2 separate regions of the Mus musculus genome follow, and region 1 is linked to region 2. Evidence: chromatin loops called from intact Hi-C (ENCODE). Cell type or tissue: gastrocnemius. All regions are shown on one strand. Each heading gives the region's core, and the rest is flanking DNA. Links, peaks and the distances in the headings are about the cores only.

Region 1 (2,888 bases), core at 1-2,500, 170 kb before region 2:
CTGGTAAGCTACCCCATTCACAGCAGGGTAGGAAGCGAGAGGTTGGATGGACCTCCTTCTCCACCACTCATTGGCATTAATTCAATTGGCCTCCGGGGCTCCCCCTTTCTTTCCCTTCTGTCTAAGAGCTCTTCATCCCTGGATTCCCGTGCTTCAGCTATCCCTCCCTCCCCTCCCCCCCCCCCCCCCAGACCGCCCTGGTTGTCACCCCCACCCCCCACCCTTCCCACCCCTCAGGAATTTCATTTGGGTTTTTAAATCTTCTGGCTTATCTTTCAGCTCCATCCACTCCCTTTACCCCTCCTAAGCATTTTAATTACCCTGGGAAGGGTGTGAATGAGGATAAAGGAACTGATCTGGAGGGGGGTGAATTACCTGCTTCTTTTCTTGACTGCCAGAAGAATATTTGAATTTAATGGATACGTTTGTCTAAGACCCAAGAGAAGCAATGACAGAAGCTGGGACAGCCTTTATAGCCTTAGAGCCAGGCACTAGTGAAAGTTCCTAAAGAATTGAAGAGCTGGGCTCTTTTGGGTGTTTTGTTTTGCTTTGTTTTTTCGTCCTCTTTTGAACACTTCAAAGCAAATTCTGTTCAATTTGGACTTCTCCCCCCGTCCCAACACTCCCCCAACACCAGGACGTTTGGCAAAGCTGCAAGACTTTTTTTTTTTTTTTTTTTTTTTAATTGTGCTTCCAGTAAAATAGGGAGTTGCTAAAGTCATAGCAAGAGATTTGCAGCTATCCCTCACGGGACCTGAAAGGTTCTCGGTAAAGTCCCTTAAAAATAGGAGGTGCTTGGGAAATGTGCTTTGCTTTGGGTGTGTCTGAAGCCTCATTAAATCTTAGGTAAGAATTGGCAAGGATACCATATCCTGGTACATGGTAATTTTCTCACCTGTGCCCTAACCCTGTTCTGCCTTTCTGGGAGAAGGGAAGATGGTGTCTGGATCTGATTCTTACTTTCTTCCCTTTCCAACTTGGTATTTGGATAGCATCGGTCAAATCCTATGTATAGCGTCCGGGATTCAGGAGGCGTGGCTAACTGTGATCTTCCACTTCCTCCCTTACAGAAGAAGAGCAAGAAGATGAGGAAGAAATTGATGTGGTGTCTGTGGAGAAGAGGCAAACCCCTGCCAAGAGGTCGGAGTCGGGCTCATCTCCATCCCGAGGCCACAGCAAACCTCCGCACAGCCCACTGGTCCTCAAGAGGTGCCACGTCTCCACTCACCAGCACAACTACGCCGCACCCCCCTCCACAAGGAAGGACTATCCAGCTGCCAAGAGGGCCAAGTTGGACAGTGGCAGGGTCCTGAAGCAGATCAGCAACAACCGCAAGTGCTCCAGCCCCAGGTCCTCAGACACGGAGGAAAACGACAAGAGGCGGACACACAACGTCTTGGAACGTCAGAGGAGGAACGAGCTGAAGCGCAGCTTTTTTGCCCTGCGTGACCAGATCCCTGAATTGGAAAACAACGAAAAGGCCCCCAAGGTAGTGATCCTCAAAAAAGCCACCGCCTACATCCTGTCCATTCAAGCAGACGAGCACAAGCTCACCTCTGAAAAGGACTTATTGAGGAAACGACGAGAACAGTTGAAACACAAACTCGAACAGCTTCGAAACTCTGGTGCATAAACTGACCTAACTCGAGGAGGAGCTGGAATCTCTCGTGAGAGTAAGGAGAACGGTTCCTTCTGACAGAACTGATGCGCTGGAATTAAAATGCATGCTCAAAGCCTAACCTCACAACCTTGGCTGGGGCTTTGGGACTGTAAGCTTCAGCCATAATTTTAACTGCCTCAAACTTAAATAGTATAAAAGAACTTTTTTTTATGCTTCCCATCTTTTTTCTTTTTCCTTTTAACAGATTTGTATTTAATTGTTTTTTTAAAAAAATCTTAAAATCTATCCAATTTTCCCATGTAAATAGGGCCTTGAAATGTAAATAACTTTAATAAAACGTTTATAACAGTTACAAAAGATTTTAAGACATGTACCATAATTTTTTTTATTTAAAGACATTTTCATTTTTAAAGTTGATTTTTTTCTATTGTTTTTAGAAAAAAATAAAATAATTGGAAAAAATACAATTGGGCCAACTTGTGTTTTCTTTTTCCTCTTCCTCAAACTTCCTTTCCTCAATTACAGATTAAAAGAATTTGACCATTTTCACAGGGTAGGTTTACAAATATGGGAAGGGGTTATCATTGTTAAAATGGGGCTGGGGGTCCTCAGGATTTCTAAGTTGTCTACAGGATGCTTTCTGTGGATAGTAATAAAAACCAGAGCTGTTAGTTAGGAATGGGCAAAAGGCAAGTGAGAAGGCTAGATGCAGGGAAGGGAAAAGCAAGAGGTTAAAGATAACAGCTAAATATACAGGAGGAAGAGATGGCAGAATCTCCTACAGTTAACCGAAGCCATTCCCTGGTTCACCTCAACCCAAGGACTCTGCCCTGCCAAAGAACTGGTGAGGGGAGGGAGAGAGAACCACCGTTTGTTCCTTGCCTCTTGCTCCCAGGTGATAGTCCCTTCACATCAGTATCTCCTATGCTTCTGAAAAAAACAGAGGAAGAGCATTACCACTGCTAAGTTGATCCTGGTTTTCCAAACAAGGACATACAAAGGTTCAGAGGGTTGCAGAGCTTAATGGGTACGAACACAACAAAAATAACCCAGGGCCCCTGTCTTGAAAACAAGCCTTGCTGCCTTGCTTAGTTGGGTGTCCTTCCGCTGGTTAGGGGTCTGAGAATGAGCGCTACAGGCTCCATTAGGAGCTTTGACAGAGTGCCACGAAAGAGGTACTATGATCTCTTTATACCTAGTACAGGTAGAAACAGACATGAAATAACCCATCCATGCACCCAGGGGATTCAAAACCACTTTATCCTTA
Region 2 (2,910 bases), core at 110-2,609:
TGGTAGAGCACATAGCCCTGGTTTGATTGCCATCCCTGAAGAAACACACAAATGCAGGGGGTTGGTTGGTGAGGAAGGGGGCCATCTAGCCTGGGACAGACATTGGTGAATTGGAAACCCCTGATACAAGAGAATTTTCCCAGAGTATCTTCAGACATCATTACCTTTATCCTAGGGGCTGGGACACTGCCTGATTGAGGTGGCCATTGAGAATTCAAGTGTACCTCTTGGTCCCTGATGCAGAAATGAAGTCCCCAGCATGCTCAAGAAGAGCTTCCTTGGAGGATGAGAGGCATGGGAATCTAAGGTATGCTGTGCTTGTTCTTGGAGACTTGGTAGGGCATGCATGCTGGACTGGTTGCAGGCTAGATGTTCTTACAGAAGGACTGTTCTGCTGCTGCTGACAGATGTACAGACGAATGCAGAGACAGTGAAGGGCTCTCTACTGAATAAAAAGCCAGACCTGGGCCTTTTCACAGAAGGAAATCCATCCACAATCCAGGCTGTGGACTGGAAACAAAAGTTTAGCTGCCAATGGTCTTGTAAAGGGGGCTGGAGAAGTTCAGATCTTGGAATTAGGCCTAGAAACATTAGAATCCAGACCACGGAGCTCCCCAGATCCTGACCTCAGTCCCAATATGGGGCACAAAGGTGTTAGATCAACCCAGAGGTGGATGTGTGCTTCACTGCGTACATTCCACAGAACCACAAAGTGCGCTTCTGTTGAATGAAGCAGCTGCCACGAGGCTCAGAAACGTTCATGGGCACCCTGGGAGGAGCTTATGCTGTAATCCCAAGCTTAGATGGAGGTCCATCCTGGGTTAGGGATGACATAGTGGCAGTCATCTCCTCTGAAGATGGAAACAGGGGATTTCAATCCTCTATAATTGCTTTCAATGCCAGCTTCATCTATGAAGATGGGAGATGAACTGGTAGTTCTCAAATGCCCCAAAGCCTGAAACCACCTTATTGAAAAGTAGACTGGAAAAGTCTGCCTCTCCAGCCAAAAATAAAAATGAAATGTGATGTGTACCTTGAGGTACTAATATTCTAAAAGGGCCAAAAGCAGGTTCTTAGGTGGTTTTTGATATGACCCCTCTTGTCACCTCTTAGCCACCACAGCACAGTGGTCAGCATACAAACAGGCCTCCTGATTTATAAATAAAGTTTTATTAGACTCCAACCATACCCATTCTCCTCTATTTTTTCTGTGCTGATTTGTCGCTTTAGGGGCAGAGTCCAGTCATGGCAGAGAGCTTGTGCCCTACAGAGTCAGAAAGGTTTCTGTCCCTTAAAGGAAAAAAACTGGCCAGTCCCTGCTGTAAGCTGCTCTTCCGGTACCGGGGCTGAGCTCTTCTTTGCAGAATGTGGAGCATTCTGCGGGCCGTTTCTCAGTATTTCCTTGCTTCTCAGAGCATGCCAGTGCGAGCAGGGCCAGCAGCAGGTGAGCGAGCAGCTGGCATTCACAGCGGCTCTCCTTGACCTCATAGGCTAAGCTTATCCTGCATACCTCTGCCAGTAGGCAACAACCCAGGCCCACGCTGCTAGGAGAGGCTTTTCCAAATCCATCACTTGGGGATTGCTGGGTAAGAGTTTGCATTGGTGATCATAGAGAGCATGGGACATATCTCTTCCCATCTTCCCATGGAGTATCCCTAGCCCCTGCCTGGCCTGATATGTAAGTTAATTTTATTTTTATTACTATTATTATTACTGTGACAATATACCCAACAAAAGCCAAGGGAGGGTTTATTTTTGGCTTACAGTTTGGTTCTCCGTAGTGGGGAATGCACGGAGGCAGGAGCATGAAGTAGCTAATCACATTGTATTTGTAATTCAGAGAGCGATGCCTATACTGGCCTTCTATTTGCTTTATCAGTTTCATTTAGTTCAGGATCCTGACCAATGGCATGGTTCTGTTCATCCTTAGAGTGAGTCTTCCTTCTTAACCTTAAACTATTTAAGTTACTCAACTTAACCCAGTCTAGAAACTCTCTCACACAGATCTTCTGGAAATTTGTCTCGAGGAGACGCTAGATTCTGTTACATGAGCAATTGATGTTAGCCATTACCCCTGGGATTAAATCGGGATTCCAATAATACTTTATGACTGGAAGGAAGACTCTAGAAAAGGAGATAGCCATGACCTTTCAGGGTTGAATGCTAGAGCCCAGCTTCTAGAACCCATGGCAGGCTGCTGGGTGACCTTGGACAAGGAGCCTGACTCTCATGGCTTTGATTTCCTCATTTGGAAAGTGGGGGTTAAGCCTAGTCCTGACAGGACCATGAGAGATACAGGCATGACAATGGGTCACATGCAGGAAGCATTCTTGACCCATTGCCAGGGTGCTGAGAAGACAGGCTGTTACAGGCTCAGGGGCATTTGCCGGGGACTCCTGAGAGACAAAGAGTAAAAGGAGAAGCAGTCCTTTGATAGTCTTGCCAAAGGAAATTCCCAGCAGGTGAGAGTGTTGAAGATGGAATAGCAAGCCTTTCCTCACCTGGTCCGCTCTTGAGAAAGCCAGCCTCGGCGTGCTTGTCTTCCTCCACGGAACAGGGAGAGGCAGGGTGTCTCCTGTGGGTTGTCAACAGCACCTCAGCGCTGCAGAGGCCCCAACAGGACCTGGAAGCTGCACACTGAAGCACGCAGGGGGCAAATTCCATTCTTGTCACCCCCCCAGCGTTGGTTAGGTGCTCCCTTTGCCCTCTGTGGGTAAGTTACCTTCACTGGCCTGCTTTCCCATTTCAGAGAAAGTCACTGGACTGAACAGCAAGTAAGTAGTCAGGGAACCTCTTGCCATTTGCCAGTTACCCACAGAGCCCTGGCTCGTTCCAAAAGCAGCTATTGAACCATGGCCTAAACAAATTAAGAAGGACTCCTGCCTCCTGTACTCTTGGCCCTGGAGTTTT

The links. A loop is a pair of places that touch in the nucleus more often than their neighbours do. Peaks named below come from ENCODE experiments on the same cell type or tissue, not always from the same donor. Only the 100,000 strongest peaks of a DNase experiment are listed, where the experiment ranks them.
Region 1: a loop joins it to region 2, with 2.1 times the contacts of the local background. A loop is called at or near these places in 10 of 42 quality-filtered maps.

Annotation. Positions count from the first base shown.
Region 1 is chr15:61,988,276-61,991,163 of GRCm38, forward strand. Myc (myelocytomatosis oncogene) reads left to right here. Exons shown (of 3, transcript NM_001177352.1): 2 at 1-3; 3 at 1,071-2,086. The coding sequence ends at 1,633. Among named protein-coding and RNA genes, the nearest start is that of Myc, 4.4 kb to the left of the region's middle. In gastrocnemius, for the core only: no CTCF peak of the experiment used is centred there; a DNase peak (open chromatin) is centred at 1,245; H3K4me3 peaks cover 1,421 bases; H3K27ac peaks cover 389 bases.
Region 2 is chr15:62,159,822-62,162,731 of GRCm38, forward strand. The region is part of intron 1 of Pvt1 (Pvt1 oncogene); the gene reads left to right. Among named protein-coding and RNA genes, the nearest start is that of Pvt1, 120 kb to the left of the region's middle. In gastrocnemius, for the core only: no CTCF peak of the experiment used is centred there; DNase peaks (open chromatin) are centred at 1,470 and 2,416; H3K4me3 peaks cover 170 bases; H3K27ac peaks cover 374 bases.